2 separate regions of the Homo sapiens genome follow, and region 1 is linked to region 2. A link is a contact called in ENCODE POLR2A ChIA-PET data. All regions are on one chromosome and are shown on one strand. The core of a region is the stretch at or near the end of the contact, and the rest is flanking DNA. Distances in the headings are between cores, read along the strand shown.

The links. ChIA-PET counts read pairs that join two places held with the same protein, here RNA polymerase II (POLR2A).
Region 1: POLR2A ChIA-PET joins it to region 2 with 15 read pairs in T-cell. The contact joins the promoter of ING1 here to the promoter of MBNL2 in region 2. POLR2A ChIA-PET finds 5 or more read pairs at or near these places in 2 of 52 experiments (Caco-2 and T-cell).

The regions. Positions count from the first base shown.
Region 1 is chr13:110,710,121-110,714,949 of GRCh38, reverse strand. ING1 (inhibitor of growth family member 1) reads right to left here and starts at 1,250. Exons shown (of 2, transcript NM_198219.3): 1 at 665-1,250. The coding sequence starts at 800. It also overlaps a transcript of CARS2 not described here. RefSeq lists silencers at 1-23, 64-323, 414-703, 864-1,053, 1,064-1,413 and 2 more and enhancers at 2,084-2,133, 2,734-2,823.
Region 2 is chr13:97,221,083-97,226,348 of GRCh38, reverse strand. MBNL2 (muscleblind like splicing regulator 2) reads right to left here and starts at 4,016. Exons shown (of 9, transcript NM_001382683.1): 1 at 3,818-4,016. RefSeq lists an enhancer at 3,935-3,994.

The DNA of each region.
Region 1 (4,829 bases), core at 1-2,500, about 13 Mb before region 2:
AGAGAAAAGCCCTCGTCCTCCGCAAACTACAACCGGCGGCGTCGCCCCTCGCAGTCGGCCCCTACTCGGTGTCCAGCTCCAAGTGAGGGCCGGAGGGGGCTGGGCGGGGGCGGCCGACCTACCCCGAGCGGAGTACTACCCGGTACTTTATGTAACACTCAGATTCGGGACTGAGTGGGGGGCGACGAAGAAGGGCCAGAGGAACGGCGTTGCCCGGGACCGAGGCACCGGGTCCGCGGGAACCCCGGCCCACAGCCGCCCTCCTCCTGCAGCCCCGTCTCGGCGCCCTATAGCCCCAGGCGCCGGCACATCCCTCCATCTCGCGCCGTAATCTGCACCCCCTCCTAGAGGACGCGGCTTGGACCCGCCGCCCCCTCCCCCGCAGCACCCGCCTCATCACTTCACTACAAAGAGCGCTTTGGTCGCGCAGCCTTGCAGCGAGACCTCTCGCGCCTCCTTCCTCCTCCGTGTCCCGGGCTTTGCACACAAGGACCTTGGCGAATCAAAGGCGCTCCAGACCTTTTGTTCCTGCCCCTGCCGAGGGCCGCCGCTGCGGAGCCGGCCGCTTCCTCCGGTCCACGGCAGGACCGGCCCGGCTCCGCGGCGCGCCCGGACCCGCCGGGAAGGAGGCGGCCGCCCCCGCCCATCCATCACCCGGCCGTACCTTGGTATTTCGCGTCGATCTCCCGCATCAGCGAGACATTTCTCTGCAAGTCGAAAGGCAGGGACTCGATGGAGTCCAGGTAGTCCTCCACATAGTTCACCAGGTGGAGCTGCTCCCCGTTGGCAGGACTCAACATGGTTCACCCCGGAGGTCCCCGGCGACTCGGCGCGGCTTTCCGCTTCCTCCACCCCCCGCCCCCCTCAAAAAATAGCACTGCAAAATGCAAAGCCCTCGCTCTCCCGGCGCCCCCCCGCCGGCTCCTGCTTCGGCCCGGCGGCTACATCTGCCGAGCCCGTCCGCCGCCTCCGGGTCCGCGGGGACCCCAGCGCCTGAGGGCGCGGGCCGCGGTGGCGGTGGCTCCCGGGCGCACGCCCCGGCCGGCGGCGCAGGCCCCCTCTCAGGCGGCGGGGCTGGCGCCGGGGGCCGCGCGTACGAGCGCGCACACACCGGCGGGAGAGGGCCCAGCGCCGCGGCCGCCGCTGCCCACTCGCCCACTGGGCTGGGTAGAAGAGAGGAGCGGAGCGGGCAGCGGGAAGGGGCGCGCTCCGCTGGCCGCCGAGCCGCACTTGTCCAACGTGGAAAACCCAAATACCAGTTTCAAACACTTGGGAAACATTCAGCCCCGCTGCGCAGCGCGCATGCGCCCCGGCCCCCTCCCCCGGCAACGGCCCCGCCCCCCGCCGCATTCACGCCCCTCACCGTCCCAGGCCCTGGGGGCTGCGGGCTCCAGGCCGGCCCTCGCGGGGGCGTGGCCTTGCCTGTCACTTTTTCCAGAGGCGAGGGTCGCGGAGGGGACAGCGTCAGGGCCGCTGGGGTGTGGACGGCGGGCGAGGCGCAAACTTTACTAGGAGTTTTTGGCACTTGGAGGCAGAGCCTGTTGGGCGGCACAGCACGCCCGCTGGGAAACGCAGGGGAGCGGCCTGCTTCGCTGAAAACCCGACCAGGACCTAACGGGCCGCGGGACAGAAACCTCCGAGACCATGGTACACAGCAACTACCGCAACTCGCTCCTCAGCCCCTGACTCTTCGTCCCCGCCCCACAGAGCAGTATAAGTAGGGCCCGAAACAGAACTGGCAACCGCAGTAGCCAATCTACTTGCCAACATCACTTTGACAGCCCAATCACGATGAAGAGGAGGCGGGGAGACCGTGAGTAATGCCCCCCGGACTCTTACTACTAGAAACCCAAGTCCTCCGGGAGGCGGAAGGAAGGGGAGGGCCGGGCACGGGCGGAAGTGGCGGCGCATGCGCACTGGCACCCTCTCGGTGTCCTTTGAGCTGCGGCCGCAGAGTGCGCGGGAGACCTACCCATTCCGCGGCCGGACCACCACTCCCAGCAGCCTAGGCGGCTCCCGCGCCTGCGCCATCCGTCACCGCCCTCCCTTTGTGTCGTCTCCCGGTACTCAGTTTGGAACGGCTTGGAGACAAAGGGGCCTGAGAGGGAAGCTGCTTCCTAGTGCCGAGCCCCAGAAGAGGTGGATAGGCCCGAGGGGCGCCTTCCCTAGGCCTTATCTCTTCCCGCCCTGTGTCATGGACACCGTTCTCGGAGGCCGCTCCCCACACTTGGAAAGGCCGCCCACAGTATGCAGACACCCGGTCGGCCGGCGTCCTGAGGCCATTCAGCTCCCCGGACCGCCCTCCCCCGCGTCGCCCCTCTACCCTCCCAAAGCTCCCGGATTTTGGGCTTTCTGAGAAGCCTGGACGCCACGCGAGCCCGTTGCCTAGGCGACCGGCCCCGCGCGCCGGCCCCCCCCCTTCCGGCCAAAGGGCCCGCCCCTCCTGGGCGTGGCCTCGTGCCTTTGTGCACTTCCCGCCTGGCTCTCTGGTTCCGGGGCGGCCTCGGCTTCGGCCTCCGCCCCGCTGCGGCCGCCGCGGGTCCCCTCCGGGGTGGCCCCGAGAGCTGTGTTCGCCACGCTTGGCTGCCTGCTTTTCTCTGATTTTCTTCCGCCTTGGACCCTGCTCTATTTGCATTGTCTTTTTTTCAGCAAGTCGGAGAACGGTGCCTTGTCAGTTTTCACCTTTCTCACTGGACTTTCTCTTTTCCGGAGAGCCGGGTTGGTGGTGCTGCCTGTGTATTCCACGAACTAAGCCCTGTCCCCAGCCCTTGCAGTGTTTCTGTATCAACTCCACGCCAGCGCGGTTCTCCATTTTTCTTAGCCTCTTAATTAGGACAGGGTCGGATTTCAGCTTTTATCCACCGGGTTTATCCTGTTGCAAAGCAGAGTACACAGTTTTAGACACAAAATAATTGCAGTTGAAATGGATACACATTCTGGTGGTAAGATTTGGAAACGTGGTATTTGATGGAACCCTGTTGTAACATCTAAAACTCTTTGGATTTTTTAAAAACGTATTCTGTGTAATCCAGTAAAAATTTGGATTCGTCCAGTATTTATAGAGTAGATTATTAACCGCAGTGGTGCTCATTCCAGGGCCCTGCCGGGTATTTTGTGCTATGGATGTGAGTACGGCAAAGAGACTGAATTAAGCTGTTTTGTATTTGGAATCGGATTGTTCACGTTGCAACGTTGCTGCAATGATAAATGGATGGATACTCTTTACACTTTGAAGTGGATTTAATCTTCACTTTTAAGCCCCTTCATCTCACCTACACAGCAGGAGAGCTTTGGCTTTGATATTTGGGGAAATGGCTGTTATTTTACTTACAGATCACGCTATTCTAGTCTTGGCCTAGTTAAAAGCAAATGAGTACTTTAGTTTCTACAAGATTTATTGGCCACTACTTGGTCTGCACAAAAGACTATAACACTTGGCCGGACGCGGTGGCTCACGCCTGTAATCCTACCACTTTGGGAGGCCGAGGCGGGCGAATTGCCTGAGATCAGGAGTTCGGGACCAGCTTGGGCAACATGGTGAAACCCTGTCTCTACTAAAAATACAAAAAATTAGCAGGGCATGGTGGCGCGTGCCTGTAGTCCCAGCTATTGGGGAGGCTGAGACAGAATCACTTGAACCTAGGAGGGGAGGTTGCAGTGAGCCGAGATTGTGCCACTGCACTCCAGCCTGGGCGACAGAGCAAGACTATCTCCGGAAAAAAAGAGAAAAAAAGACTACGACAAGATAACATTATGTGGAAACAAACATTATGTCGAATACAGAGTATAGAGGGAGTACAAAGTTGAATAAGGAAAATTACGCCTTTCCCTCAAAAAGCATATAAGTAATTTAAAAGTACAATAGTAAGAAATAGACCGGTTCTTCTATTCCTAGCATTCATTGGCTCTAGAATGAATAGTGTTTATCTGAACTCAAGAATAAAATTGGAAGTAATTTACCCTTTACAAAGATAAGATGGAGTTTAACCTAGGTTTTCTTTTTAAAAAAAAAAATCACAACACAGTACAATCTGAGTAATGATTTTGTTCCTCTAGTTATGTACTCTCTTCACATACACATAAACCAAAAAGGCATCTTAAGCATTCAACAAGGAATATTGACGAGTGTCTACCATGTGCCAACTACTGGTCCGTGCGCTGGGGATACAGTAGTGAAAAGTTTTTTGGAGCTTTACATTCCATAAAACTTTTAGCCCACCCCTTGGGATAAAAAGTCAAAAAAGATTTTATCTTTTTTGGAACAAACTTAGAAGATCAAGCAATAAAACATAATTACCTTTGATAACGAATTTTAAATGTCATTGAAGAAAGGTGCTTAATTTTGAAGATACGTTGAAGAATCTTGTCTCTTTCAGTTTTGTTTCCTGTGGCGTGTTGCAAAAATGGATGTTAAAACTTTTCCGTAGAACAGAAATTTCAAATGGATTAAAAAGAAACATTTAAAATTAAACTTTTTTCTAAAATTATATTTCCAGTCTAACTGAAAATGCTCAAACCTATGAGAGTCAGATATAAGAGATGAACATATAATTCTTTTTCTTTTTTTGAGACGGAGTCTTGCTCTTGTCACCCAGACTGGAGTGCAGTGGCGTGATCTCAGCTCACTGCAACCTCCGCCTCCCGGGTTCAAGCGATTCTCCTGCCTCAGCCTCCTGAGTAGCTGGGATTACGGGTGCCGGACGCCATGCCCAACTAATTTTTGTATTTTTAGTAGAGACGGAGTTTTGTCATGTTGGCCCAGGCTGGTCTCGAACTCCTGACCTCAGGTGATCCGCCTGTCTTGGCCTCCCAAAGTGCTGGGATTACAG
Region 2 (5,266 bases), core at 2,767-5,266:
AAAACACTAAGGTAAATTATTGAGTCCACTTTTATTACCAAGCGTTTCTGCTGTATTGAGGAGGGCAGGCCAGCCCAAAACTCGTCCATCAGCCTCAGAGCTCAGGTTTACAAAAGAAACCCTTAGGCCTTACCTTTCACACCTGTTTTTACTCTCAGCAGAGGAGGCCGGGACTGGTCTCCATAAACAACTGTGTAGTTGGAGCCGTGCAGTCGGAGGCCCAGGCCTGATGCAGACCCAGCCACGCAGCACCTTTGGCTCTTTACTACGAATATTATCACGGCTGCAACAAATAGTTTGTGCACATTTTTTAAAAGAAAAAAAAAACTGAGAAGAGTATAAAACTGGAGAAAAAAAAATAGTATGTTAACTAATTTACAAAGCCCGGTTAAGTCTTCCTGCCTCATTCTTCTGAGAGAAACCAAAGCATTAAAATATCAAGCTCTTTGCTCTCCCCAGCAGTGGACATCCATGCTCATCCAGTTGAGTCGACCCTTCCGGAAAGGATGCCTGGGCCCATGACACCTTTACTTCTCTTTGCAGCTATTTCCTGCCTTTCTTTGCTAGGCCTTTAGCTTGGGTCTTGAGCAGATTTCGTGAACAGGGCGAACTGTCCTCTCCTGTTCTGCCATGCCCCAGGGATCTGTGCTTGCCTGGCCTGACTCTTGACCTGCAGCTCTCTCTGGGCTTTCTTGCTTGTTGATTTTTATGCCCACACCTCCCTACCTTTTTATAACCCCCTTTATCTCCACTGCCCACCTGCCCCCTAGAGTTGCCAGGTTTCTCTGCTTGGCACAACCCAGCCAGCTCTGACATGTAGCTGTACCTGAAGATGGTAAAGGCCCCCAAAACTATGTTTTCAACAACCAACATGTCTTGTAGTTATCCACCTTTTCCCGAATCAGAATCCTTCACCCCTTGCAATGTTGCCAACCTATTTCTATGTTGATAATCTGTTTTGTCATTTTGGAAATGTAAACAAATCAGTATACCTTCCTTTTCATCTTTTTCTTGTTATCGGTAGGAAAGTACAGGAAAAAAGGAAGAGAAAATGCATGAGAGATTGAACCTACTTATTCTACTATAAGGAATTCTCTTAAGCTCAGCATCTAAATCCTCTTTTCCCAATTCTTGCTTGGAATCTTGAGTACCTGATCTTGAATTTCTATGGCACTCCCTGAGCGCGGGACTGGCTGGTAGCCATGTGATATTGATTTGTTTTCACCATAGCAACAGCAAATTGAAACAACTAGCAGAGAGAAGGCAGGCTGTTAACCAGTAAAGCTACCTAACCAGTATATTTCACAAGCATATTTTTCTCCTTCCCTCTTGTTTTTTCTCTTATTTACTCCACTTTCACAAATTTAACACAAAAGTCAAAGGAAAAACAGCATTAAATGTTTTGGGCACTACAAGGCCTGTGGCCAGAATAGTGTGCTTTGCAGAGCTTCTAGTATATTAGATTAGATCGATGGAAAAAATGCAAACAACAACGCTTTGATTTCCTTGGAAATTTCATTTGTTGAACTAAGAAAAAGTATCCCTAAAAAATTTACATGAGCACAAAGTAGAGTGAAGGGTTTTGTGTATATGACTATGTATCTTAATACTCTAAGGTGTTTGCCAACAGTTTCTTAATACCGAGGTTTTATCCCTTTGTACTTTAAATAGCTCAATGTGCCAAGAGACAAACAACTTTTTTTTTTTTTTTTTTTTTTTTGGTAAAAGGTCAAGGTCTCAAAATGCTAAATGATGAGGGAAAGTGTAGCAAGTATGATTCAATTCTATTAAAAGACAGAAAAATCAAGGTAGGCACTTGCTCAAAACTACGTGAGTAGTCAGAGAGGAGACACAAATTAGCTTTGGGAACTCCCGAGAACTCCAATGTGCTCCAGTCAAAATCTTTTTTAAAAGGTTCCTTTGTAAACATTACCCTTCCCCCGATCTCTGTGACCAAGGTTGCCACCTGTGACATGGATTTGCAGCCTGCAGTATTGTACTTCCCCTGCTTGGGGCCATCTGTGCTAGGACATGATGATTTTTCTATGAAAGCAGCTGTTCTCACCATCACAACCAGCCTTGAACTTGGTGGCACAACCTGGATCCTAAATAGTGGCTCTGGAGCAACTGGGAATAGGGCCCCGGGGACCATCCACCCAGGTGGCAGCGCTGGGCTGCACCAAGGGGGAGTCAGGCCAGAAAAAAAGCTTTGCCCTGCTCCCTGCTGCTTTTTGCCAGCCCAGCCAGAAGCCCTGCAGAAAACCTGTGCTGACCGGCCCGACATGTGGCAGGTACAAGAAGATGCCCTATTTATGAGGGGACAGGTTTACAATTTACAAAAGACAGGCGAAAATATAAAGACATAACTTAAGTCCTGCCAGTGGGGAGTTAGAATGTTCCTGGCCAGGACATAAAGAAATATTCCTCTCCACAAGCTCGAATAAAGGAACACACAGCAGAAATAGTTGGGGGATGACGTCAGAAGTTCTGGGCTAGTGTCCTGCACTTCTCCTTGAAAGTAAAAACAGTGGGTCTAGAAGAATCTACGTGGCATTGCCCTTATTTAAATGAGTAGTTCTACTGCTCCTTGCAAAACAAGTAGGATAGCTGAAGAAACTTCCTCTTATTTAAAGATTATAAGAATGTTCCCCCTGCCTTTTTTAAAAACCTTATTGTCCCCAAAACACACACATTACCCAATTAACAAATAGCTTTCCACTTAACCTTTGTCTTTTAAAGGGACAGTAATGTTTCTTGTAGAACATTCAAGGTGGTGGTGGTTAGGCAAGTCAGATTTTTTTCTTCGCTTCAGTGCTTGCTAACTATTCTAAAAATGTTACACATTTATTGTAAACACATGCTTCCGAGGCCTAACAAAAAAGCACAGTTTCCTCATGCCTGGCAGAAATTTAAAACGGAAAAGGGCAGAAAGAATTCTTTAGCAAATATATCCTTTCCTTCTCCTGGGCCAAGTGTGTTAAAAATAAATCTTCTCCATCATTTCTCACTGCTGCTTCTCAGCGAGAAAGTTGATATGGTTCGGCATAGTGAAAACACAGCTTTAAAAGCTAGCCTGCCCTCATTAAATTATTCTGCTGGCTGTGTGTTCTCATTAAAAATGCATAAAGATCAGATAATTGCAGTAAGCATTATTAACCCAGCTTTACTTTTGAATATAATGGTTCCACTTTTAAGCTGGAAACAAAGGCTCAGACATGCCAGGAAAAGAAATGTAAACATTGAACTACAGTATCGAAAACTTGCCAGAAAGCTACCTCTTGCTAGGTTGTTTAAAATGTGCTTTTGAAACTCAATTAAAGCTGTAGCATTGTAGAGCTAGGTAGGTCCCTAATTTTTAATAAATAGACACATACGTTTGGCCAAACATTCAACCGATGATTATTTACCATGAATTTTTTTTTAATCCTTAATTGCAAGTCTGTTTTCAAATAATAGGATCCATGTAAACTTTATCTATTTGGGAACTAGCTATGGCAATATAACAATTTTTCACAGCAAGAAAATAAGATTGCTCCAAAGAATTCAAATGGTTTTTAAAAAATAATATAATAAATGAATCGATTCTTTGCATAAAAACTCGATTTCTTGCCTCACCCCAAACAGGCGGCATAGATTCAAGCTTTGCCATTTCTTTTTCTCAAATCAAAATGTTACGTAAAACTCCAGGGTCCCCCGCAAGTATTACAATTGAATTAGTGGAATCCAGTTTCCCTGGCTCCCGTAAGCAGCACACATGGAATGCAGCATACTGCAGCAAACTCTTTAAACATTCAAAAAAGGGGGGCGATTCTCCTACCTTGTTTAGCTCTGCCTGTCCTTCCCATTTACAGTAACCCCAGGAACATCTGGCAGAACCAAGTGGCCGAGGCTTCTCCACCGCATCATGAGAAAGAAACTTCCATGTAAATAGTTCTCATTCCCTGTTTATTGTACTCTGAAAGCCGTCTGCCGTATCTGGAAAATTTTACCTTCAGATGATGAAGCAAAGACAGTCTAAACTCTGTTGCTGTAAGCTGCAGCCCTTCCTTCCGACAAATCCCTCCCAGCCGGGGCCAGCCAATCCCCAGCCAGCTCGTCAGCCCTACTCGTCTGAAACTGGCCCTAATAGGATGACTGACACAGTAACACAGCACTTGCAGTGTGTAAAAACAGTGCATCCATACTGATGAAAGAGGAATTTCCCTCTCAGAAGAAAGCAATCATAGCACCAAGACAAAGTGGCACATAATTGGCAGAGCAGAGAGAGGGGTAGCTCAAGAAAACACCCTTGAAGACAGCCAGCTCGAAGCCAGGAGCTTCACCGTGAACACTTGGGAAAATGTGAAACTCCGCAGATTCCAAAGAAATCCAGGTTGTACATGAAACTGAAGTCCTTGGACTATCTGACAAAGCATATGTATATGTTTTTTAAAGGAAAAATAATTCAACGTCTGCCATGGCAGTTAATACCTTACAAAACATTTACATATTTCCATTATTGAGGAAGAATGTGCTAGCCCAAGTGCGTATTCAAAATCAAAACATGCTTATAGCTCTGGCACACACAGGTTTCCTGTATAACATCTGTTATTGCAGTGGTTAATTACTGCGGCCCATTTATCTTTCGTCTAAGTTTTCAGACCACTTGGGACTTCGATTAGGGAATGCTGGACAATAAAATTGATATCTATACACTACCCTTTTCTACTCTTGGCAGGCACCCACGAGAGGATTAGGTGTGCTTTAACCATCTTAGATGCCATTTGATAAATACTGTGCATTGGCTCACATTATCGTTAATGAAGCAATGATTATAGGAAGATGTTTACTGTTGAATACAAGGGGTACATGATCCAAGGGCCCCCATGAGGTGCCATTCCACAAAAGATGTTCTAGGAGGTGCTGGAGTTTCCTGAGATAAAGCAGAAGAAGAGAAAGTTTAGGAAGGGTTATTTATTTATTTATTTATTTATTTATTTCCCAGTCTACAGCATTTCTGTATGCCTTGAAAACAAAAACTCAAAAACATATGGCATTGAGCAAACACAACAAGCATACATTTTCCTCCCCTAAATACCACATTTTGAGAAAAAAAAAGTATGATGATTACATGATGAGACCAAGACAGAACAAAGCCTTTATTCATCTGAAAGGTTGAACCCAATGCACGATTTTTATAAGCAACTGTTCAGCGCATCTGTAATGAAGCAACAGAATGCAATGGAATGCTTTCTTTTTATTTTGCCATTGCATCTTAAAAACATAA